Linked DNA regions of Homo sapiens: region 2 is linked to region 1. A link is a loop called in an ENCODE intact Hi-C map of the cell type or tissue named here. Cell type or tissue: Calu3. All regions are shown on one strand.

What was found. Hi-C counts contacts between places; a loop is a spot of excess contacts. Peaks named below come from ENCODE experiments on the same cell type or tissue, not always from the same donor. Only the 100,000 strongest peaks of a DNase experiment are listed, where the experiment ranks them.
Region 2: a loop joins it to region 1, with 2.4 times the contacts of the local background. A loop is called at or near these places in 14 of 110 quality-filtered maps.

What each region holds. Positions count from the first base shown.
Region 1 is chr10:121,589,325-121,594,324 of GRCh38, reverse strand. It overlaps FGFR2 (fibroblast growth factor receptor 2), which reads left to right. Exons shown (of 18, transcript NM_000141.5): 2 at 358-616. The coding sequence starts at 508. Among named protein-coding and RNA genes, the nearest start is that of FGFR2, 6.6 kb to the left of the region's middle. RefSeq lists an enhancer at 1-420. In Calu3, a CTCF peak has its summit at 1,990; no DNase peak of the experiment used is centred here.
Region 2 is chr10:121,528,465-121,533,464 of GRCh38, reverse strand. All of the region lies in intron 6 of FGFR2 (fibroblast growth factor receptor 2), which reads left to right. Among named protein-coding and RNA genes, the nearest start is that of FGFR2, 67 kb to the left of the region's middle. In Calu3, no CTCF peak of the experiment used is centred here; a DNase peak (open chromatin) is centred at 2,104.

The DNA.
Region 1 (5,000 bases):
TTGAAACTAAGGTCACGTTGCTTCTGCTCATTGAGGGCGGTGGAGGCGATAGTGGATAGTAGAAGAGAGCACACATTGCCTCACTGAAGTGGCTGCACGTATCTGAGTCCTGTAGCTACTGTTTTATCTCTGTTTCTTAAAAGTATGCTTTTAAAAAGATTAGCCTCACACATTTCTGTGGACCGGTCTGGTGGTATCACCTGGGACTCTGAGGTGAGGATGGAAGGATTTAGCAGATAATGAAAAAGAACTCTGTTTGCGCACATTTGAGAGGCTGAAAAATGGTTTTATCCCACTTGGGCTGGAGTGATTTGGCATTGGGGAAGATTCCCTGACTCGCCAATCTCTTTCCTTTAGTGACTGCAGCAGCAGCGGCAGCGCCTCGGTTCCTGAGCCCACCGCAGGCTGAAGGCATTGCGCGTAGTCCATGCCCGTAGAGGAAGTGTGCAGATGGGATTAACGTCCACATGGAGATATGGAAGAGGACCGGGGATTGGTACCGTAACCATGGTCAGCTGGGGTCGTTTCATCTGCCTGGTCGTGGTCACCATGGCAACCTTGTCCCTGGCCCGGCCCTCCTTCAGTTTAGTTGAGGATACCACATTAGAGCCAGAAGGTAAGTCATTTAATTTCACTTTTCAGGTTTGTTTTGGGATTTGTCTGGGGGCAGATTGTTAAGGCCTGTTTTAGAATCAGCTACCCTTGCATTGTAAATGGGGCTTCTAAGAGCACCAGATCGTGGTCTCTTGGCTCCCGGCAAGGCAGAGCTGATGAGAGAAGGTCCTTTGCCGCAGCACTGCAGGCAGGATGGTATAGTTTGGTGGTTTCTTGCTGTGTGTGTTTCTCTGTGCTGGGTGAGGGAGACAGCTGGGAGTTGGCCTTTATCCAGTGCCCGAGAGAGCTGTGGAAGGGATGAACCTTGGGAGGATGAATGTCATCTCTAGTCTCCCCCAGCATCATTCCTACTGCTTACAATGTAAAGAATTGCTATTTTCGGACAAGATGAACCACTAAAAGAAATTGCCAACATCTGAAATGCTGACATCTTATTTTCATTGTTTAAGGAGAAAAGAAGTTTCTGAAGTTTAGCACAGAGAGAGAGGCTTGACATCTCAGAATTTTTTTTTAGCCATTGTAATTCATAATACTTAAGCAATGCATCATCACAGAGTGGCAGATTCTAGTTTAGGTAAACTTGAAAGTGAATGTGCCAGGGGATCTCCTCCAGCTCCGAGAACCTCCAAGTATCACAGGGCATGCGCCGGTGTCACAGCTTTGGAAATTTAATTTTCAAGGTGTAAGTCCAATTACGAGGACTACATGAGGCTGAATTATTCAGCTTAGCAGATTTGGAACCTCTCTCCCAGCCCTTTGGAGACAACGTGAGCCAAGCCTCTACTTGGTGCTGCACTGAAATCTGTCATCAGTAGGGAATATTGGTAGCTGAGTTATTTTTCGAGTGGTAATCCGAGAATAAAACGGCAGATCCCAGCACTCATCGCCACTTAATGAACCTGTTTGTGGAGAGTCCACCTGGTGCCTGCCTGGCTTTAGGAACCCGCAGCAGTCCGAGTGGTGTCTGGGGTAAGCTGAGCTGCTCTGGGAACACATCTCGTGCGTGGGGTGAATGAACAGCACACTTACCCAGTGGGGTAGGCTGGGAGAGGACAGAGAGCCCAGCCTCCTTAGCTGGATCAGGACAGTTTAGGAAGGAGGGTTGCGTCCATCTGAGATGAGAGTTCTGAGAGACATGGGCTCCCCAGGAAGACCCCAGGCACTTGTCATTGAAGGATGAGGACCGAAGCACTTATCACCTGAAGCAATCGTGTGAGACTGGGGAACTTTTCGTTACACAGAGGGATGGCAGCTCTATAATTAACAGGTGTGGTGACATCTCCCTGCGTCTCTGGGAAGGGAATCTGGTAGGAGTTTGTGTCTGAGGCTTGTATAGCTACAGCTACAGGCCGATTATGGAACTGCCTCTTGGTGATTTGTGCTGGGACACCAGGATGAGTGTAATTTGCAGTGGTGATGCATTTTTACAGGGCTTTCATGTAAGAGGGAAAAAGTTCCTGGTTTCTGAAAGTCATGCCTGTACGTCTTTAATTTTGCTAATAATTAAAATGGATGTTTCCGTGATTGCTGGTTTTCCCTTGAGTGCGTGGCTCGGCAAAAACTGAGGAAGCTGAGCTGGGATTTCCTACGGTGTGGGCTTTAGGAGCAACCCAGGTTAGGGAAAAACTGTCATTTTTCATTTTGGCTTTTCAGGGCAGCGTTATTGTGAGTTTATTTCAACATAAAGTGTAAAATGGTCCCAGAGGATTTGTTTTACTGTATTTAATTCTTGAAGGAAGTTTAAAATTGTGTATACATGCAGGGAGGGACAGGTGAGGCAGAGGGAAGAAATCGTGGAAAGGGACGAAGTTCCCCGAGTGAGTCTTTGTGTAAGAATTTACATCCAACAATGTGGGTATTGTTGGAAGCAGGCCTGCTCAACCTGGGATCTGTGGATGCACTTATGGATCAGGAAGGAGGTCGATGAAGTTCTGGAAATTTTAGGTAATATTTTGTTAATGTCCTTTTGTGCATTTTTATGGGTTTATAGTTTCCATGAGCTATGAGTTCATTTGCATCCAGAATTATGAGATGGAAAAGAAAAGATGTCTTAGAGGAAGGTGCAAAACCTGGCAAAGAAGAGGCTTTGGAAAAGTATACAAGTCCCAGGCCTCAGTTTCCCTTTCTGTCGTCTGAGGGCTTAAGAAGATGATCTTTAGGGTCTCTTCATTAATAGTCATTGAATATTAATGTCCTCAGAAGTCTTCTGACTCTTCCACCAAAAGGTTGTTAGGAGATTTCCATTTGACCTGGACATAAAGAGCAATTAGCACAGGGGCTGGCATCCAGTAAGCACCGGGTGCATGGCCTTGTCGCCGTTGTCGCCAGGGAGCTGGGAACATGGGTCTTCCCAGTCCCGTGGGCTGGCTGTGCCAGGTGCCACAATGTCAAAAAACATCTAGGCTTTTGGAGACAGTTGAGAAGAAAGTTGTTTTTGGATGGAGGAGGCCCTTGGTGTTTCCAGGAAGCTGTGTTTGCTTTCTGTAGGGTCCCCACTTCCCCTCATCTGTTAGTCTAATACTGGCCACTGATTTGAGCCCTAAGACCAGTTCTTCTGTTGCAGGAGTTCGCTTTGGTGTCAGAGGTGATTAGGAAGGTCATTGAATTATAGATGAGAAAGGAGTTTTTAACAGCTGAAAATGGGCTCAGGTTTAGGCTCTGTGCTGGTGAATTGGAAGAGAGAGAGAGAGAGAGAGAGTGTGCGTGTGTGTGTGTGTGTGCGCGAGTGCGCGTGCGTGCGTGCGTGCCTGTGCCCCTGTCCATCAGTTCTCCATGATTAGAACTACTATAGCTTTGGTTAGCAGTAAGTTCCACCTTGACCTTCTGTGCACCAAGGTCTTATCTTGTAAGACTTTTTGGTTTGCTAATTTATTTGGAAGCTCAGTTTAGATAATGTCTATTGGATAGGAGAAAAATGTGACTGAGAAGTTCCAGGAAGAAGCCTGGGCCCTAACACTAGAGGGTCCTTTTCTTTTGGCCCCTCAGGGAAAGGTTATGTTTAGTCATCTTGGCTTTGTGCAATATCGTATCATATCATATGTCATATCATATATCATATATATCATTTGTCTTCTGGACACGTTCTGAAATAGTAGCAGTGGGGTTGGGCCCACTCAATTGACTTAAGAAAATAATCTCTAGAAGATTTTAGTTTTTAATATTTCAGATTAAATATGAGTTTTCCAGTTGGTCATTCATTGTTAATTTCCTTTTGGTCATTCATTGTTATAGGGCACCAGCAGAGGAGTGAAAACATGGTTATTGACTCGAAGGGGGGCAGTCCTCAATGCCAAGTACTATTCTGTTGATTAACATTATAAATATTTGAAGTCTAGTCAAGCTTGATTACCCTGAGAGGGGGCAACTCTTACTTTCAAGTTCTTCCTGACATTGTCACCTACTCTGGTTAATTAAGTCATTGTTGACATTAATGGCATCTTTGTTTACACCAACCCAGTAGGAGCTAAAATGAAAGGGCTTTTCAACCCTACACCCTTAATTACTTTCCCACCCTCCACAGAGTGTGACTCTGAAAAGTAACAACCTGAAAAAAAATGTAGTTTGTGTAGCAATTTTTTGTCAATCTTCTGAGAGGTGATGCTCTCCTGGACCAACGTGAGTTGGTCCAGAGTTCAGTAGCAGAAACGTCGAGGACAGGATCTACACAGAGACCTCCCTAAGTCAGATTTTTCCAGTATGGTTTAAGTCCTTTGTTAGAAGTATTGTAAATGCCATAATATTAACCATACGCATTTAATTGCAAGTTAAAAGAAAGGAAGAAAGAATATATCCGCATACCAAGAGTGAATGATTTAAAATAATCTTCTGTTTCGTATTATCTGCATCTTTGTTTTTCAATATGAGTGTTAATATTTAAGAGTTGACTGTAACTTGATAGTTAGCTTTGGAACAAGGACTTATTCTTGGTCAATTAAACCAAATACAGGCTTACGCAGTTAAATACACAATGAAGTACACATTCTTTATTAGTATATAAAGTGTTTCACAATTCATAGACCAAGAGCCATGTTTAATATTACTTATAGAGCAGAAATCTGGCAAGCCCAGAGAACTGGTACTTGTATCATTTTATACTGGCTCTCTCTGATTCAAATTTGGGGTATATGTGTGTGTTTCTGTTTTGTCTGTTTATTTCAACCAGTTAAAAGACAGAGCACTTACTATGCCAATGGCCCCGCATCAAGCCATAAGTAAAGACTTTATTCCTTTCAAGTCTTTCTGACCCAGTTGAGGGTGAGAATTCACAAAACCACAGCAATCCAATATGAGATGTTTTTAATATCAGACTTAACAAATAATTACATGGCTATGAAATAACTGGGGTCGTGTTTAAACTGGAAGTGTTTTGTTTAATGTTCGTAGTT
Region 2 (5,000 bases), 61 kb after region 1:
TACAGTGGAAGTGGAAATGGTGCCTCTGGTTTTGTCAAGGCCAGATATGTCTTCTCTCCACTCCTTGTGTTTTTTGAGACAGAGTCTTGCTTTGTTGCCCAGGCTGGAGTACAGTGGCATGATCTTGGCTCATTGAAACCTCTGCCTCCCAGGTTCAAGTGATTCTCCTGCCTCTGTCTCCTGAATAGTTGGGATTATAGGCATGTGCCACCATGCCCAGCTAGTTTTTGTAGTTTTTAGTAGAGATGGGGTTTCACCATGTTGGCCAGGCTGGTCTCGAACACCTGGCCTGGAGTGATCCGCCCGCCTCGGCCTCCCAAAGTGCCAAGATTACAGGCATGAGCCACCGTGCCCGGTCTTTTATCAGTTTAACTTTCCAGAAATTTGTTCCCCCTGCCTGTCCGCATCCCTTCAAATGAAAGCTGTAAGCAGCAGGCAGTTGTTGTTTGGGGGCCCATCAGAGGCCGCATGTCACTTCTGGATGGGTCAGGCATCACTACCAGCCCTGACTTGATGGCGGCAGATCAGCATGGCACTGTCAACTAGCCCTTGACATAAATCTGTTGTAACTCAGCCCCAGACATGATAGGACACAGCCTGAAAGCGCACAGGAATCCGTACCAGAGCGAAGTCCCCCCTCAGGTGTGTGTTCAAGAATGAAGCGTCTTTTATTCCAAGCACTGACTGATAAGCTCGAATGTGGAGTTGACACCTGGAAGGGAGTTTTGGGAGCTTTTGGCAGCCCATCCCCAGTGGAAGAAGGAGGAATGGCTGAAATTGTTGACTGCTTGGGGCAGCCTCTGTCCCAGGAAGACAAAGGCTCCAGTGTGATAGCTGAGCTGGGGCCAGGGGACGGAGGCACGGCGGAGTCCCTCAAACCACAGCTGGAGTGTGAAGTTTGGACTGTCTCCTGGGTTGGGAACAAAGTAGTGGTTAAGTAAATGAAGAAGCGGTGGCCTAGTTAATTAATTAACCTGTTAATTCATTACTGAAGCTGTCAAGATTCAGTCATTCCTGCTCACTTGCTCGTGATGGAAGGCTGCATCTCAGTCTCGGCTTCCATCACACTGTGGCTTCTGGATGGAATTTTTGTTTCTGTGTGTGATAAGGAGTGGCTGTGGTGGCATCATTTAAATGACATGATTCTGCACGTCCAGAGACGTTAGGATATTGAAAGCCTGACCATTACCTTTTAGGTTGTCATGCTTGTACCTGTTCCTGGCACAAGGTCTCGGCTCCGTAGAGCCCTGTGGGGTTCTGAACTTGAAGCCTCTTGACTTAGAGGCTTCCTGGCCAGGGCTCATTTGATTTTCCATACTCCTGACTTTGCTGCCAGTGAATTCTTTTCCATTTCTTGCTCTGAGTGTAAGACTTGGTGTCCTACCCTGACACGGGCTCTGCATGCCAGCTCTAGAGTTGCGAAATCTCACCGGAGGGGGGCAGAAAGCCCCTCTGTTGAGAAGGGATTGGGGTGGCGTGCCAGGTAATGGGTCACAGCGACAGCCTTTCTAAGTGGGCTTATTTAGTTGACAGATCACGGAACCGGAGCGGAGTTGAGGAGGAAGCACCTTCCTTTTGCCGCTTTCGTGTCCCCAGCAGCCATCTCATCCTGTTCTTATAAACCATCGCTGTCACAGACAACCCCTAAGGGTCTCTACTCTGTGCCAGATGCCCTCTCTGGAGGTTCAGGTGGAAATTACGTGGAGAGGGGTGTCAAGTTCTGTTTCCACCCTTGCTAACTCTATGGCCTTAGAAAAGGCATGGAACCTCTGAGCCTCAGTTTCCTTGCCTGTAAAATGGGGTGATGACTGTTTCCTTGTAGCACTATGGGGAGGAGGAGGTGGTAGGAGAGGCAGCGCTTTTAAATAATAGTACCATGCAACTGTTAGTCGTTATTGTGCGTTGGTCCCATACTTCCTCTTGCATCTCCAGACAGAGCCGTGCACCCTGAGCCCATCCTGATGAAAGGAGGGGTCAGTCCTGTCCTTTCCTCCAGGATAGAGATTTCAAAACTTCCTTTGGTAGCTACTGTTTAATGAGCTTTTGATTGCTACAAAGCAGCTTTTCATTCCTGTTTCACAACAGGGATCCCGGGGGGCAAAGGCTGGTTAGTGGCAGCTAGATCACTCCAAACGTACTGACTGGCAAATACAGACTCTCCCGCAGAACTGACCCCAGCAAGAAGCCTTTGGGAGCAGGTGGTATTCTGCGGGTGCCAGCTCCCTGGGGTGGGAGCAGGCACACGCCAGCCTGGATGGGGCATGGTAGAACTCTGCGATGTCAGCTTTTTTGTCACATTCTCTGCAGGCTACCCGTTGTCCTTTGCCCCACCATTGAGGAAGGAAGCCTTATTGATTGCTTTCGATTCTTGCAGGGGGCCTGGGTGAGGTGGCTGGAGAGAGGGCTAATATTTGGTCTGGCATTTAATCTTGGCATTTCATTTATGGTGTGGGCAAAGAGGATGTAGAAGTGTTAAAATCAAGTTAATATCTTACAGTTTTATGTAAGAAGAGGTTACCTGGAGATTCAGGTGAGGATGGGGCAGAGAGAAAGCTGCTTCTGTCAGAGCTTGGGCAAATAAACTTGCCATGAAATGTCAATTTAGTGATGGCAGTAAGAGTGTGCAGTAATGTGCTGGAACTTAGCGAGGTTTCTATCAGCGTGTGCTGAATTGAAATAATCAAAAAACAGTTTAATAAGTTGCTTATATTTGGAGTTTTGTGGTTCTTAACATTGCAAATTCTGAAGCAAGAAATTAGAGTTTCTCTCTAAACTCATTTACTCATGTGGCTTTATCAACGGCTGCCTTTGTAAACCGAAAGACCTCAGTTGGGAAGTTTTATGAGACGGAGTCTTGTTCTGTTGCACAGGCTGGAGGGCAGTGGCATGATCTTGGCCCACTGCAACCTCCGTCTCCTGGGTTCAAGTGATTCTCCTGCCTCAGCCTCCTGGTAGCTGGGATTATAGGCGGACATCATCATGCCTGGCTAATTTTTGTATTTTTAGTAGAGATGGAGTTTCACTATGTTGCCCAGGCTAGCCTTGAACTCCTGACCTCAGATGATCTGCCCGCGCAGGCCTCCCGAAGTGCTGGGATTACAGGCATGAGCCACCGCACCTGGCCTGCCAACTCTTGTTAAGATGTGAGTGTGGAATGCTGTGTGTTCTTCCCCTTTTAAAAGATGTGTCTGTTGGTTTGCTTTCACGGATTCCCTCTCCCTTAGGAGACCCGGCTGTTGTATTCATGGTCTTCATGCTTGGTTTGTTTTCACAGTCAGAGAAGGTAGGATGCTGTAGGGTTCTACCTACAGGTAGGATGTGCTCCTTACTTAGAGATTTGGAAGGGTGGCATCAGAGAACCACTGTGCGTCTTTCATGATAGCTGGTCAAATGTGGGTGTCTGTGGGAAATAGATGGCCAAGGGTGTCGGTGTTGCTGTGGGGAGGTTGTTCTGTTTCCTCTTCTGAGAAGAGACAGATGAGGCGATGAGGCAATGGGAGCCTCATTGCTTTGGCTTGGAGGGAGAAAATAGAGCAGAGCTCTCTAGCTGGGATTTTGTGTATTTGCTGAGTTGCAGTGGTTAATTCTCTATCCTTGAAGCACGTGGCACGCTCACGCAGCCTTTATGTGGTCGAGAGGGTGACAGTCACTTGAATGAGGTATAAGGCTTTGCCCTCATGGAGTTCCTCAGGTCACATTTTGAGGTCGAAGACCATAAATTGGGATGGAAATTTCTAGATCTTGATGGAACTCCAACTTTTTCTCTCTTTCTCAAAGCCTCTGGATTACAGGATTCTCTCAAACAAGGCTGGCAGGAATTCTGTCCATCCCAAATAAGTATGCAAATCTACAGGTCAAATGGTGCCCCAGACATATTCCCCACTGGATCAGGGAGATTGTGGTCTTTTGAGAGACAAACATTGAATATTATTCTAGTAGGATCTTTTGGAAATTATGCTCTATTAGAAAAAGGAACTTTTCATTTTACTGGTTCAGTGTACACTCTGGACTGAAACTGAAAGGTAAAGGACTTAGCCCTTTAAATTTTACATTTTGGCCGGGTGTGCTGGCTCACGCCTGAAATCCCAGTACTTTGAGAGGCTGAGGCAGGTGGATCATTTGAGATCAGGAGTTTGAGACCAGCCTGGCCAACATGGTAAAAACCCATCTCTACTAAAAAATACAAAAATTAGCCAGGCGTGGTGTTGTGTGCCTGTAATCCCAGCTACTCGGGAGGCTGAGGCAGGAGAATCACTTGAACGTGGGAGGCGGAGGTTGCAGTGAGCTGAGATTGTGCCACTGCACTCCAGACTGGGTGACAGAGTGAGACTCCTTCTCAAAAACAAACAAAAAAAATTAAAATATTAAAAATTAGCCAGGCGTCATGGTGCACACCTGTAGTCCCAGTTATTCTAGAGGCTGAGGCAGGAGAATTGCTTGTACCCGGGAGGCAGAGGTTCCAGTGAGCTGAGATTGTGCCATTGCACTCCAGCCTGGGCAACAGAGCGAGACTCCATCTCAAAATAAATAAATAAATTTTACATTTTGGACTGAAAAAACAAAACCATTCTGTATGTGAGACTCTCACCGAGTGTTCATAGGGAGGGACTGGGGCTGGGGCCTGACTTGAGGCTTCCCATCTGGCTTGGACAGTGAGAAGAGCAGTGGCGTTTGGATTGAAGGCTTTTGTGATCTGGGTGACTATTTTGAAGTTTCTCTTTAGGTCATGCTGTACTTAGAAGTATCTAGAACCGTGATTATTTTCAGTTTCTGAGTTTCATCTCCAAGAAAACAAATGGGATTTATTGTTCAGCCTCTCATGTTATTCCTATCAAAGGGAGGCATTTCTTGTTTGCTCAGATGGGCTGAAAGCTTTTACTTCTGCTCGAACCGCCCTAGGAGCAAAACAAGGCATGTGAGAGAGATGAGCATGATAGATTTTCTAGACTTCTCTAGAAGAAAGGCTTTTTAGATGGTGAAGGTTGATGAAACCTGCCAGC